2 separate regions of the Mus musculus genome follow, and region 2 is linked to region 1. A link is a loop called in an ENCODE intact Hi-C map of the cell type or tissue named here. Cell type or tissue: heart. All regions are shown on one strand.

Region 1 (8,000 bases):
AAAATATTTCTCGTTTCAAAAGAAAGTTTTGGTCTATAATCCTATGTGTTATTATCTGCTATTCGGAGATCATAGTGGCTGCCAGACTACAATAACTGTTATCCCAACTGCCAGTAGAATGATTTTTTTTTAAAGTTATACCTTCACTATATCTTTAATTTATCACTCTAAAACTTACACTATTGACGAAGATATTTGGAGGGCTGGGGCTAAAGTTATGAATCTGCTCTGAGGACAACTTTTTAAAACATTAACATTGTATTTATTAGTGTGACCAGGTAAAATATGTGTATTCATATCCTATAAAATGAGTATATATGGAGAGAGATTGTTTAGATAAGTAAAATAATAATAAAGAGTCAAGCATTGAAAAATACCAAGATCCAGTCCCCCCCCCCGCCCCCACCACCACAGAAGCTTTTTGTCTGCAGGAAAATGCACATAATTTAAAGAAAGAAGATCTGAGTTTGCCATAATTCCATGCTTTCCTTCCCTTTGCCAGTTTTGAACCGAAGGGGAAAAGTAAAGCCAGAGCTAAAAAGGGCTTGGAACCAGCCTTCCCCATTTTATATAATCATGCTTATTGACTGGAGGTTATATGCTATGCTCCTCTTTAAATAGAATTCTTGCAGAAGTTGATGAAAATCTTTGGTGAAAAACTGATTGAGAACAAGTTTTCTCTACCTCCATGCTTGTGTGTCTGTAGATTTCCGCACAGGAATCCCATGTCCCTGTTTGTGTACATATACGGTAGCACTGGCCACTTTTACAGAGATGTATTGGCTTTTGTAGACTTTCAAAGCAAGTAAAAGAATTTTTAAAAAACGCACACTTGTGTGCCCTCTGGGTGATGGTCTATGTAACTGGCAGAACAGGCATATCCTAATCACTAGTTGGAATGTGGAAAATGTGTAAATTCAATTTATTTCTGTAATAACTACACATATTCCTTTAAAAATGGGTGTTATAGATCCAATTATAAAATACAGATACCGACTCTCTTATTGATATTCACTTGTAGTGATATATTGTCTTAAGCAAGATATTTATTTAATAATTCAGAGAAGATAGTATTGGGTTATACTTTATGCTAATTGATTAGATTTGCAAAATGGAGACAATTTTCATCCACAGAATTTTATTTAAAAAGATGAAGAGGGAAATACAGAATAAAACTATGTACATGCTCAAGCAGTGAGATTAGAGAAATTGCTTAAGGGAATAAACTCATTTATGTGCTTAGTGGCTGGTTACACAATCCTGTATATATTCTGAAATCTGCATAATAAAACGTGACGTGGGACTGGCTGAGACAACACTTATTTGCTTTCAGAATCACAAATGGACACACACACCTTTGTAATACAAATGTATACACACACACTTACACACATACACACTTACACACATACACACACACATGCACCTTATTAGGAGATCTAGGTGTTTCTCAAAATGACTGCTAACACATCTGCACATTTGGAGAATTTGCTACAGTCGCATTATTTAAAACGTGTTTTGAAGTAGGAAGAACAACACACAGCTTGCTCATTCCGAAATGGAACAACTTTAAATCCCTGTTTTAGAATATCACAGAGCCTTTTAAAAACCATTTCTGGATTGTTTTGTTTGGTTGTTCTTGTTGTTGTTTTTTTCCCCCTAGAGTGTAAAAGGAAGGATGCTGAAACAGACTACAGGAAGTCCCAGCACAGAAAGAGTCACATGAGAAGGAGACAAAAGATCAGGGTGATTGGTATTAAAGGTAGGGATGTGATAGTCTGTAAGCAAGATCAGAGGTTGAAAATGAATGTTTCCCCTCATCGGGCTGTCTGAGGAGAGAAGAGGCAGCAGACTTATTATTTCTAAGTGTTCTGAGAAACTTCTCTTGTGAAAGAGGGTAAAGAAGAGAGTAGATAGAGCTTCACTTCAGTCTGAGGGCAGGGTCGCGGAGTGACAGCTTAGTGGTTGGAGCTCTCACTGAGGATTTAGAACAAACACTAAAAGCTCTGCAGAAACAGTAGGATTGGCTTAAATACTATGCTAACATTCATTAGGGTTGTTTTTGTTTAATTAGGGATGTTAACTATACTTTCTTTAGTTCTTGCTCTAGAGTTTGTTTCCTCTATTACTTTTGCTGGATACAAGTTCCAATTTCACATCTTAACATAGTTAAATTTGATTTTCCTAAATTGAGAGTTGCCGAGTCTACAAACGGTGGGGGCTTGATTCACTTTTTATTTATTTAATTTATCTCATTCACTCATTTTGGCTGGACACTTGACATAATAGAACTCTACAACGCTAATTCCAATAAGCCAAATAGAAAGATTTGCCCACATTTAAAGGTAGGTATTGCTCCTGTAGTCATATCTTGGAGATCATACTTGTAAATAATTGTGTGACATGGAAAATTGTTTAAAAGCGTCTTTCAACTTAGCAGACTGGATCAAGAAACTCTGCCTCACTGGTGAGCTGATAAATAAGAATGGGCCTTATTTTCCTGAAAGATTGAAGTAATTAAGGCAAAAATAAATTACCTGGATCAGCGCTTCTCAATCTTCTATCCTCATTAGAATTCTCCAGAGAGCTTTTTAAAAATTACAGATCCAGGTCTAGCCTAAACAACGGGGGCTCAGGCACTCTCCTTCTAGAGAGCTCCCCTCAGTGATTCTAACTCATAGTTTAGATTAGAACACAGATTTGGTCAGTTAAAAGCAAACAAGACAAAACAAAACAAAACAAAAATAAAAAAAAAAAAAAAGAAAAACCCAAAGCAAAACAAAACTAAATCAATCAACCAACCAACCAATCAATCAATCAATCAATCAATTAGAGCCAATTCATGTTTTGAGGCAAATAATGGTTTTGCCTCAGTATTACTGGTTTTAAAGTTACCAGAGTACTTGTCTGCTGATACCCATTTACAGGACTGGGAGGGCCCTGCATAGACCATTACCAACCTGCTTTTAAGGTTCTACCCTGTTTTCATCTTGTGGAACTTAACACCTTCATCAATTCCATGAATTTTTATTCCTTCACTTTTAATGGCTCTTGTTTTCTTTTGGTTGGACAAGAGGCTCCTGCCTTAGCTGAAGAAAAGCTACTCATTGTATAAAGAGCAGATTGGTAACATGGGGTTAAAACCACTATTTTATATGGAACTATTTTCTATGGATTTACTGTGTGTGTCTTCCGACAGAGCTAGTCACATTACCTCGTAAGGCGTGTATAGTTAATATATACTTCTCTTCCAATTGTATCCACTCACGTATTCAAGGGTCACATTGCTTAGTAAGTCCAATGTCAATACTTGGCTCCAGAGGAGACATTTAATTTAGAATTATTTCTAATAGACATCTGAGTTCTGTTTTGAACTATTTCAAATCTAGTATCTTATTCCAACCCCATGAATCATTTTAAGGAAGACCATAGCATACTTTTGTCTCATTAAAATAGGGCCATTCCTATTTAAAATAAAGTGGAGATGTTTAAGATATTAAAATGGACTTGTTCTTTTGGTTTGATGACTTTTTACATCTATATGCATTTCCAAGGGGGAAATAAGCATGTATTATTTCTTTTTTTTTGTCTGCCCCTTTTCAACTGTGGTGTCTTAGGAAGCCAGCTGGCTCCGTCCCTGATACCTGATAGCTCTTTGAGACTCTTTCTGAGTTTCAGCATTTTCCTCAAGACAGAAGTCTTGAATTCCCTCCTTCCTAAAGATACACATAACCTTTTAAAGGGTTCAGAATATTTCCTGCAGAAATATTCTCATGTGCCTTTGTCACATGAGTGCCTATTACAGTTACCATCAAAAAGGCTGGGAAAGAAATCTATCCTTCCACAGCAGAGAGAAAAAAAAAAAAAAAAAAAAAAAAAAAGCATACCCTGAACTTGTTCACCAGCCAGAGGGACAGCAGCATTTTAAATGAAAACCCAAATTGATTTTAATAGTAAAAATCTTATCGTCTTGTTTCTTTAAGGTGTATCCCTCCTTTCTTGACGTTGGAAATTTGGTGAAAGAAGCAGAGGAGAGCTTAAGCGAATAGAATAGTCTCAATTTAAACTCTTATAAATTAGTCTATCAGTTGGTCAGTCATGCAGTCTAACGATAACGGTTGTAATTTACGTCTGGTCACTCAACATGGACGTTCCTTCAGGATAATTAGGGAAAATCTCCATCACGTCCAGTAACGCCCAGCCTGTGGGAACTGCTTCTTTCCTCTCATGTCTTCACTCATCCTGACCTTAGATTTTCCATCAGGCTCAGCGTGGGCTGAGGCTGCCGTCAATGCCCCTGCTGGGTGCGGACTGCAGGCCGACCACTGGAGGGCGTCTGGACGCTTCCAAATTTCTCCGAAGCGCCTGGAAACCCCAGGCCGAGCTTTGGAAAACGCAGGATGGAGAATTTGATATTTAATTTTATTCGTCTAATATGTAAAAGGGAAAAGACGCAGTGTTGAGAGGATGGAAAGAAAGGTAAACGGCTTTCTTTTTTGGGTTCGGCCTTCTTACCAGGCTGTATACACTAGAGAACAAAATAAAAAGTCTGGGATGCAGGTCTCAGCAGCATCGGGTATGGGGCTCGATGCCAGGGCGCAGGACCACAGGGGACCCGTCCCGAGGCGCCAGGACTCCTCGCTCCCAGGAGATCCGGCTTAGCTGGCCTCAAAGGATCTGGGCCCTGCAACCTCCTGACCAGCCCAGGAATGCACGGCCTTTTTTCAGCAATAAAGGCGTTTTCCCTCCCTCTCACTATTTCCCTCCCTTTTCTTCTCAAACCGAGTTTAGTTCAAGATATTTATGTGGGGTGTGCGTGTGCGTAGCGAACCAGCCCCAGGATCCGCGTGGAAAAGGTGTAAAGTACTGACGGGCTCGCGCGCTGCGTTTTTCTCCTTCCAGCTGAAGGTTCACCCTGAATTGTAATCACTTTAAACTGAGATTTTTTTTTTCTCCGACTTTTCAAAACCTGCTTTCAGAGAATCACTTTAAAGAAAAGTCCCATTTCCTGCCCCCAAGCCTTTAAATCTCGGGTAGAAAGAGAGGGTTGAAAGGCACAAGAGAGATGCTCAGATTTCCAGATGACCCTGCGCGGCGTGTGCGGCGTGAAGAACCGAGCGGAGGTTTACACGAACTCCGATTTACTTAGGGCTGCCCTAGCCAGTCAGCGCAGACTTCACGTCACCTGAGCGGTCCCCGAAGCAATTTTCGGCTCCCCTTTTGGAGTGGGAGCCAGTTTCTTTTCAATCGAAAGACCCTACTCCCAAGTAAAAAAAAAAAAAAAAAAAAAAAAAAAGATGCCAAATCACTCTGAGTCCAGACGCACTTCAGCAACCAAAGGGTTACTCGTGCTGCCGGGCTGGGCCGCGGAGAGGGTGCCTCGGCACTCTCAGTAATTCAATTAGTCAGGTTTCAGGAAGGTGGGGCGGGGGTGGGGGTGGAGGCGTGGGGAGGGAGGAGATGAGGAAAACGCCTCTTTCTCCCGGAGCAAACCAATCCGGTTAGAGAAAAGAGAGGGGAAAAAAAAAAAAACCGATCTGTAAGCAAACAGCAGGCCTCTCCCTGACTGGTTACTCCAATCACCCCCCACCCTCCAAGTAAACTGCATGGAGGGAGGGGGAGTGGGGAGGGGAGCAGCCCACATGACCTGGGCCGCGGAGGCAGCAGCGCCGGCGGCGCCTCCCCCTGCTCGGTCCGGAGCTCACCCCCCACGCTCGCGCCGCCTGCCAACCCAGCGCCCCGCGCAACACGCCCGGGCGGAGCCCCCCTCCCGCTGGCCCACGTCCACGTCCACGCGCGCGGGCTCGCGTGGTGCCGAGGCTGCTGCCGCCTGGGCCGCCGCGGCAGTCGGCTTTACACGCAGGTCATTAACGAGGGGGCGTGCCCGAGGAGATTTTTTTTCCCATAAAGCATTTTTTCTCTCCTTTTCTTTTTTTTTTTTTTTCCCTCCTCTTTTGCAAAACTGACTTTTCCCCTCCTTTCTACTTCTCGCCAGTCTTCCCAACCTCTCCAGGCTGCTCGCGCCGCTGCACTCAAGTTTATTTTCCCGCCTGGGCAGAGGTTTTAGGATTCGGTCGGTGGCTTTCACCTCTCGTTACTGCTGTGCCTAAGGAGGGAAGGAGGAGGCAGCTCCGGATCGGGAAGGTTTTCTGATGTAGTCATCGGGGAGGTGCCAGCAGCTCGCGTGTGCTCCCTCTCCCTTTTTCCCTCCCGGTTTCAAACTGATTGATGAATCTCTACAAGTTGCTGGGGTTGGGGCCGGAGAGGTCCGAGTCCCAGGGACACTTCTGAGAGCTCCCCCCCGGGGCTCTGGGCACGCCGTGCGGGGGTTCAGCCTCTCTCCCGGAAGGCGAACGGAGACTGTCATCAGCCCATCCCGGACTTGGAGGGCTCCATCCGAAAGTGATTGTTTCCCCTCTCGCTTCTCAGCCCGGCAGTTGGCTTGGCGTCGCCCTGCAGGTTTGGGCATCCCGGCCCCGCCTGGCTGGCTGGTTCACAACCTCTGCTCTTCATTCACTCCGCGGCACCCACACCCGGCCAAGACAAGCTAGCAGGAGAAATCCCCGACTCAGCCAGCGCCCGGGGGTGCCATCTCGCTCTGCCTCTGCGGTCGGACTCCTTTGGGGACCTGCTGGAAGACGTGAAGAGCCAAACTTTTCTTGGAGCCTTTTCCGAAGCAAGACCCGCTCCTCCTCTCCTCGCCTGAGCGCTCGGCTGCGGCTTTGGGCAGTTCCAGGACTCCGGCAGAGCCGGGCTTGCGGATCCAGATCGCCACTCTTCTCTGCGCACCTCCGGGTACCGCAGTCCACAGGACTCCTGCGAGCCTTGCGGGGGGTCGCCTGGCCAAGGCACAGAAGGGAGGCTCCGGACTGCTTCCAGCCTCCTGGGGACACCAGTGTGAGGACGCCCCCCCCCCCGCCCCCCTCCACACAGCGCCCTCCTCCTGCAGTTTCTCTCCGGCCGCCAAAGTAACTTGGAACAAAGCGGGGCGCACGGTGAGGGCCCAGCGCGGCGGAGGAAGCCCGTGCAGACCGCGGCGCCGACACTGAGCCGGGCCCGGCGGGCCGGTGTATGTCTCCCCGCAGCCGCGGCGCTCAACTCCCCGTGACTGTGCAGCGCGCGCCGCCGCCTGCCCCGACCCGCGCTGCCGCCGCCCGGCCCCGCACGCACCTCCCTCTCCCGGGGTGACCGGCTTGCAGCCGCCGCCCGAGACACAGCTCCGCACCCCTACCCCCGCCCTCGCCGCCGCCACCGCACACACGCACGCGTCTCTCCGTCTTGTGATTCTTCTCCCCTCCCGAGCCCTTCAGTGGGGGTGCGAGTTTGTCCCCCCGCCCCAGCCACTGCCTCCTTCTTCTCTCTCTCCTCTTCCTCTTCCTCCCGCGCTCGCCGCGCGCCTCTCGCCCCTTCATCGTATTTATTCCTATTTATTTGGCGTCCGCTCTCTTCGTCTGCCCCTCTCCCTCCCTCCCCCTGGATCCCCGATCTCTCCCCGGAGTGGCGCGTCGGGGGCTCCGCCGCTGGCTAGGCGTGATGTTGCACGTGGAGATGTTGACGCTGCTCTTTCTGGTGCTCTGGATGTGTGTGTTCAGCCAGGACCCGGGCTCCAAAGTCGTCGCCGACCGCTACGCCGTCTACTGGAACAGCAGCAACCCCAGGTAAGGTGGCCGGGGCGGGGGCGCCAAAAGCTCGGGCTCCGCGGGCCTGGGCCGGGAGCAGGGGACACGGCGGCCGGGAGCGGCGCGCACCAGCCGCAGGCAGCGCGCGCCCTCGGAGCCTGCGTCGCCAGACGCCGCTGGCCGCCCGGCGCCGGCGGGAAGCGCTCGCTCCGCGCCGCTCTTTGTTAAGCCAGGGCGGCAGGGCCGGCGGCTGCTAGCAATCCCCAGGGCTGCGCGGAGCCGCTGCCTCCGACCGGGTGCGGGGAAGACACGGGAATGGGCGGGAGCCCCGGACCCGGGCCATCGCTTCCCAGTCGGGGAGATTGGCCCGCACCTCCGGAT
Region 2 (8,000 bases), 580 kb after region 1:
TTGCGACAACTCTACCTTGCCCTTTATTTTGGTCATCAGTTTGGCAAACAAAACAAAAACAACAAAAACAAGTGACAAAACCTTTAAGATAGCACAATTACTTGCATAGAAATGTAAATGGATTTAAGCAATTAGTGAAGCCCTATTCATTAGTGCTCCATCTTGGGAACTCTTCCTGTAGTGTCGTCCTCAAGAGAACAGAAGTGCAGTGAAGAGAGATGGAAGTTAAAGCTTTGGTGGAGTTCTTTCTCTCAGGATAATTTCAGGATTAGTCCATTATTATTACTAGTTCATTATATTAGTCAGTAAGGAAGCACACAGGCTGAGGCTCTGTAAGTGTTGAACTGGGAAGTTTCAAAGGGGAAAGGAATGAAGCAGGATTTTCAGAAGACCACGATGCAAGATCCTCATATGGGATCTAGTGTTGTTAAATGCTATGGAACTGTTAAGGCCGGGGCCTAGCAAACACAGAAGTGGATGCTCACAGTCAGCTATTGGATGGAGCACAGGGCCCCCAATGGAGGAGCTAGAGAAAGTAACCAAGGAGCTAAAGGGATCTGCAACCCTGTAGGTGCAACAACATTATGAACTAACCAGTACCCCGGAGCTCTTGACTCTAGCTGCATATGTATCAAAAGATGGCCTAGTCGGCCATCAATGGAAAGAGAGGCCCATTGGACTTGCAAACTTTATATGCCCCAGTACAGGGGAACGCCAGGGCCAAAAAGTGGGAGTGGGTGGGTAGGGGAGTGGGGGGTAGGGTATGAGGGACTTTTGGGATAGCATTGAAAATGTAATTGAAGAAAATACGTAATAAAAAAGTATTTAAAAAAAGATGTAAAGTGAATAAATAAATAAATAAATGACTGAAAACGAAAAAAAAAAAAAAAAGAAATATGCAGAGTGGTCAGCTTCAGTTATTTACATTCAAGTCCAGTACCATTTCTTTTCCTATTTGAATGGGACCGACATTCCCTTATCTGTACATCTTAGTCTTATATATCATCACTGCATATATGAGAACACTGCCTACATTCATGTGTTCATACATTGCCTAGTGAGAGCTTACCACAGGCTAGCTATTTGCTAAGTGATGTATAAATTTGCATTGGGACAAGTAGCTTTTGTTGTTTTGTTTTGAATAAAAATATATCCACATTTTGGAAAAGCTTCAAGACATTCTTGTCCACCTTTATAATAGTAATCATTTTCTACAGAGTTCTACAATAAATATGTTAGAGAAAGTGCTACTTCAGGGTGGTGGAGTGTTTTGTGCCATATTCTATACAATGGTAAGTACTATAGAAAGGTTAGTACATTTGGTGATATCTTTGCAGCTTGTCCATAATAACTCTGACTTCAATGTAGAAGAAGGGCTTCTATACAAGGCATAAAATCCCATTGATTTTTATGAAATAAGATGCTACGAAGAAGAAATGCATTAAGTGTACCGTATCACAATAATTCCACTTTGTAAGCTAAATGGCTTTTGGAACATTGTTGAAAATGCTGTCACTATTCTGAGCATACATAAAAGAGCAAGATAAGGCCAATAATTTAAAAGTCAATGCTATTCCTAGTCAAAGACTTTTTCCTCAATTATTATAGCATTTTCCTCTGTGTCAATTAAAAAAAAAAAGAACCTTATATGATATCATCAGACACAGAACTATGTATGTTATGTTGAGTCTACAATTTTTTCTTATTGAAATTTATTGAATTTGAGGAGCATTACTGTCCTTAACTTCTAGTCAAAGTACCTTGTAAATTATATTACACACTTTAATGATTCATTATTGTTTAGGCTTTATTTCTCAATAGTTTTTAGTCTTTTATACTTAATAGTTTTAATCTAATACAATTCCATGAGTGCTAATAGACACAGAATTAGGGGAGTACGGTAAGTGTAAAACAAGCTAGTCATCTCCTTTATCCTCCTCCTCCTGCTCCTCCTGCTCTTCCTTCTCCTCCTCCTCTTCATCCTCCTCTTGCTCCTCCTCTTCCTCCTCCTGCTCCTCCTCCTCCTCCTCTTCATCCTCCTCTTGCTCCTCCTCTTCCTCTTCCTGCTCCTCCTCCTCCTTCTCTTCCACTAACTCACCCACTTAGCTGTCTTGCTAGCCATGCTAAACCATCAGTTTTCCCACAGTAAGCAATGATCCTCAAATGCTCCCCCAGGAAATATTTCAGGGCTATCAAAAAGTAGTTAAAACTACGTAAAAAATTCTTATATCTAGATATTAAAATTTTTTTCTGGCTACTAGTGAAGTGCCAGACTTTTTTTGATTTTGCACTAACCGTGTAGATAATAAATAGGTGGATAATTGGGTGAAAGAAGAAATGGGAAATTGTATGTATGTATGTATGTATGTATGTATGTATGTATGTATATATATTTATGTCATACATATATACATATATACATACGTAATATTTGGAGATTACATTAAACTACAAAATTTCTCCCTTTCCTTTCCCCCATCCAAGTGCTTCAGCATATTCTTCTTGCTGTCTTTCTAATTCATCGCCTCTCATTTTATTAATTACTGTTACATAGATATATGCATATGTATAAATACAACTTGTTCAGTCTTTCAGCATTGCCTGTGTTTATGTTTCCATAGTGTCTCAGCAGCATGACTGTCTAAGCTTGAGCTGAATAGGGTCGACAACAAGACATTAATAACGTGGATAGAGGAAAGCTGGGGATGGGGTAGGACCCAACACAAAGAACTACAGGCAACTAAGGAATGCTGAAAGTGGGGAGAGATAGTCTTCCCTAGGGAAAAGCACCCCAACTGGTTATTCAGTACCAAATGGTCAATCCTATACACACATATACACATATATACAAGTAACATTATACAGACTGAACAGGGAAATGCTTTTGAAAAATATTTTACCGTCTTCAAATGAAGGTAGATACATTTTCTTGTCATTTACATATCCACGTAAAACATAGCTTCTGGACACAGAAGAGCTTTCTGATAATATCTTAACACACATGCCCATGCACATTTATATGCAACACACATTTATACACACAAACATTCATATATACATACAAGTGCATAAATAGGAATCTATACATGTACATTCATATATACATTTTAAAACTTCTGAAAATGTATTTATTAAAATAAGAATTTACATGTCTAACACATGCACTCTAAAGGTTCCTTTTCATAGAAAATATAGACTGGTGGGGTAGCTCAGTGATTAAGAGCACTTGCTGCTCTTACAGAGGTCCTGGGTTCGATTCCATCTGTAACTCCAGATCCAGTGAATTAGGCGCCCCCTTCTGGCCTTTGTGGACACTGCATGAACATGATGCACATATACAAGCAGACAAATCAAGGAACAGACAAGACCAGATATCTACCCTAAGAAACACTTTAAAGATAATAACTATAGAATATGCTACCCAAACATCAAAGTATACCCCTTCTTCTTAGCAACTCATGAAGATTTCTCCGAAGGTTATGTCTTAATAGGTCACAACACTAGCCAAGATATACAAAAGAATATGGCATAACATTTGAGCACCACGTTCAAGCTGAAACTGAACAACAATAAAAATGGAACAAAATATGCAAATTAATGGAAGCTGAATTAAAAGTAACCCAAGGCAGTAATCAAGAAAAAATTTTTAAACTTTTTTTTAAAGTTGAAGAATACTAAAAACACTGCATACTCAAGCCTATAGAGGGATATAATGAAGGCAGTTGTATAAAACAAAAGTGCCTATACCAAAAAAAAGTGGAAAAACTACTCCTACAATTCTGCTAAAGGAACATAGCAATAAAATGGCTCCAAATGACACAGTGCTATATCCATAGAGGACAGTATCACTCAAGACTCACTAGAGGAACTCTTCTTGCAATAGATAATTAATTAATACACATTGTATTTATGGCCAATGTGAAGAGAGTGAGAGACTTTGTAGCACTCAGCACTAAGTGGTATATCTTTACTAAACTGCTTCCTATGAGACTTAGGGATCTATGTGGCAGATGAGGTAAAAGATTCTAAGAGCCATAGGTGGACCCAAAATCTTCCAGTCATAGCAAGACTGATATATGTATGAACTCACAGATTCCGTGGCAACAAGCAGAAAACCTGCAGAAATTCAAACCAGACAAAATTCTAGGATGGATATTGAGAAAGAGACACAAAGTCCCGCCTCTACCTAAGAAGCTGTTTGCAATTGATACCTGCTGAGAAAGGGAGATCATTTTCCCTGATGGAGCGTCATTGGGTTTATCAACCACACTCCAGGGAAAACCCTGTTCTCAGGAGTAGTTGCCCAATAAAGAACAGATGTGTTACTTGTTTGGGTGTATTTTTAAAATTGTTTTGGTATGTTTGGGCTTATCTTTTTTTTAAGTTGGTTTTCTTTTTGATTTAGAGAGAGAGAAAGACAGAGAGAGAGAGAGAGAGAGAGAGAGAGAGAAATATGAAGTTGGTCATTAGGAAGAGAGAAAAGATATGAAAGGAGCTGACCTGTCAGAGGAAAAAGAATATTAACAAAACATATTATAGAAATTAAAAAGCTAGAAATTTATTGTTATAAATTAGAATTGTGTCATTGTTACCACATATGGAAAAAGTATCTGACATCTATACTATGGCCTATGGCACACTATTCAAATACTTAAACACACACACACACATACACACACACACACACACACACACACACACACACACACACACACACACACACGAGCTTTTATGCTAACCTACTCAGAGAGATACCAGAAACATGGCTTTGAAAGAGACAGCATACCAAAATGTAATGATTAATTTTTTTTTAATAAAGCAAACAGTTGAAAGATCTTTACTTATTTTTGTAAATGGTTATACATGAAAGCATAGGAAGACATGGGAAACAGATGAGTTCCTGTTATCAACTGGCCAAGGGAGATTGTGGGAAACAAGTATGCAGTTATACATGAGATGTTATCAGCATAATTACTGATCAGAGAATCCAAAACATACTCTACAAATTCATTTCTAAATCCTATTGTCAATGGTTACCTGTAAATTATGCAAGTTAGGGTGCTTCCTAGAATGTAAATAGTTATTAGACATTGGTCAAATCTAGTACATATTTGGCTATTTTCAAGTTTGTATATTGTTTGTGTTTTTACCGGGTTTACCCCCTTTGAAAATGTAAGCTATCAAGGAAAATGGGCCAAACTGCATTAACTGTAAAACCTCGGTATGTTTGTTGAATCCCCCTGGCTTTTACAAATAATAAAAATTTCCAGTCTACCGGAAAAAAGAGTAATCATAGAACTCGGTCATACTTTGTGTTAACTCACCAATTAGAAATGCATGTATGTATTGTGAGACAGTTGTTTTTGGAAAAGTGGATACCCTACTTCAAATGGTCTATTGTCTCTTTGAAGGTAATTTTAAAAATTGCACAGAAAGATACATAAGTGAAAGTGGTTTCTGCTTCTGCTCGAGATTGATGTCAGCACACTAGGAAGGCCTGGGTTGGTTTTGGTGATATTCTAGGCTTCCCTGGGCTGAAGTGACTTCTTGGTGACCAAGCCTAAGGCAATATGAAGCCAAAGAACAAATGTTGTTCTTTTCCCTTAAATATTCTATTGAAAAATTCTCAATAGCAAAATGCTGCAGCTCATCCCACATCTCCACAACGACAAGATCTAAGGTTTCCTTAAGCTAGGAAGACGTTTTCTCTGTGCTGCTGGAGGACAAAGGAGTGCATCAGTAATGATGAGAAGGCTTGCAGGCTCCAACACAGGCATGTCCCTCCAACACAGGCATGTTCCTCCAACACAGGCATGTCCCTCCAACACAGGCATGTCCCTCCACACAGGCATGTCCCTCCAACACAGGCATGTCCCTCTAACACAGGCATGTTCCTCCACACAAGCATGTCGCTCCAACACAGGCATGTTCCTCCACACAGGCATGTCCCTCCAACACAGGCATGTCCCTCCAACACAGGCATGTACCTCCAACACAGGCATGTTCCTCCACACAGGCATGTTCCTCCACACAGGCATGTCCCTCCAACACAGGCATGTCCCTCCAACACAGGCATGTCCCTCCAACACAGGCATGTCCCTCCAACACAGGCATGTTCCTCCACACAGGCATGTCCCTCCAACACAGGCATGTCCCTCCAACACAGGCATGTTCCTCCACAGAGGCACGTTCCTCCACACAGGCATGTTCCTCCACACGAAGGGTGAGTGCTTCCACATGTGGCAATATGAGAGTGGTATCATAGCAAATGAGAAGACTGTGGTTATGAAATCAGGACTGTGGCCACTGTCTTGAGCTGAGATACCTCAGTTTCAGAGTCTCTGTTCACTTGCAGATAGACTCAAGTAAGTCCTCATGTAGATGTAGAACAGCCATAGGACACATTTGTCATGTTCCAGCTCTTTCCCAGTGGTTCACACCTTCTTGATCAATGATGGTGATTATTGCTGTCCTTTTTTATATTTATATGCTCTCACATATGTTCAAATTCTCAGAAAACTACTCATAGAAAAGCCGTTGCTTCCTCGAGAGGATATGTTTATGAGCAGTGGTTATATCAGAGAAAGGGTTCTTATAATTCATAACTAAAGTGGTTCTATGTATGAGAATATACCAATCTATTATTCTATTTTCCATGAATTGGGAAGAGTAGGGAAGCAGATAGGTCAAGATGACCAGATGCTACCACTGAGTTATCTTTACCTTGTGATGGTAGCTGGATCTCACATTTTCAGGAGAAAGTGTTAGATACATTGAAACCAGAGACCCAGTTGATAATAACCATGATGCTGTTGAAGACGGAACCATTAGTCATCATCACCTACAAAGCTGAGAAAATGTTCCTGTTTTTGCCAAATGCACTCTTTATTGAAAACAGGCCAAAATTTACCAGTGAACAAAGCATACTTGGAAAACTGAAAAGAGACAAAGTTAATCTTTTGCATGTAAATGTGTTTCTGGGAAGCATTTGATTTGTGATTTGAACCTCAGATGTCCTAAATAAGAAACTGTGCATAGAAATTCTTTTTATGACTAAGCAATTTGAAGGAAATATTTGCATTTTTTCCCTGCAGAAACAACCACCCAAACATCAGCTATGTGTCCAGTGTCCTCAAAGCATCAATAAAATCTGAAAGTATTCAATTGGTAAAAATAAATCTCTTAAACATTCTCTTGGGCTGGGAGTTGAATGCTGATGGGTCACAGTGCCTTTTCCCCCTAATATTCACAAGATGAAACAGTCCCAAAGCTATGGGACCAATATGGGGCCTAATAGAATATTTGAGAATAAGCAGGTAACAGAGACTTCAGTGTACTGGTCTTCTGTGAGACATTTGTCTGTCTTTATTCAGATATTGAGTCAGCTCTGAGAGTCAAGGGGCTGTGAGCATCATTAGGCTACAGATGTTAGAAGGACACTGAATAATGTGGGGAGGACATTCACTTGGAAAACAGAGCCGACAGTGTGAGTCTCACTTGTCTGGGTTGGACATTTATTAGGGTAAAGTACTTGTTCTTTAAAACAGTTCCTTTTGTTTGAGTCACTGAGAATTTGTACCAAGAATAGTCTTGCCACACCAAACCACCTTAATAATTTGAATCCCTTTCTTATTTAGACTGAGGTTGATTTTTTTTCTTCCTAGTTGTCAATGCCTTGCCTTTGTGCATGGTAAAGATATGATTTTATTTTTGAGTAGGTAGTTAACATTAATACAGGCTTACCATGATGATTGTCTTGTATCTCCTCTCCACAGACGTAATAGTTTGAGGCAATGTTCCACTTTCTCTTAGGTTCCAAAATCAGTATCCTTGTCTAAACATTCACAGAGTCAGATGGGAAAATAATTTACATTCACTATGTAAACTAACTTGATCCTTTCTCTGTAAATTTGACAACTTTTCATACAGTCCTAAATTGGATATTGAATGTGACTAATAACTATGTTCAAAATCTAATATTTTATGTTAAGAAATTGCCA

The links. A loop is a pair of places that touch in the nucleus more often than their neighbours do. Peaks named below come from ENCODE experiments on the same cell type or tissue, not always from the same donor. Only the 100,000 strongest peaks of a DNase experiment are listed, where the experiment ranks them.
Region 2: it touches region 1 in a loop (2.3-fold over the local background); 3 of 42 quality-filtered maps call a loop at or near these places.

Annotation. Positions count from the first base shown.
Region 1 is chr17:62,880,664-62,888,663 of GRCm38, reverse strand. Efna5 (ephrin A5) reads left to right here and starts at 7,347. Exons shown (of 5, transcript NM_207654.2): 1 at 7,347-7,658. The coding sequence starts at 7,534. In heart, a CTCF peak has its summit at 4,321 (motif pointing right); DNase peaks (open chromatin) are centred at 4,313, 5,613, 6,463, 7,443 and 4 weaker places; H3K4me3 peaks cover 3,885 bases; H3K27ac peaks cover 3,561 bases.
Region 2 is chr17:62,305,564-62,313,563 of GRCm38, reverse strand. No RefSeq gene overlaps it. Among named protein-coding and RNA genes, the nearest start is that of Gm25800, 150 kb to the left of the region's middle. In heart, a CTCF peak has its summit at 3,300 (motif pointing left); no DNase peak of the experiment used is centred here.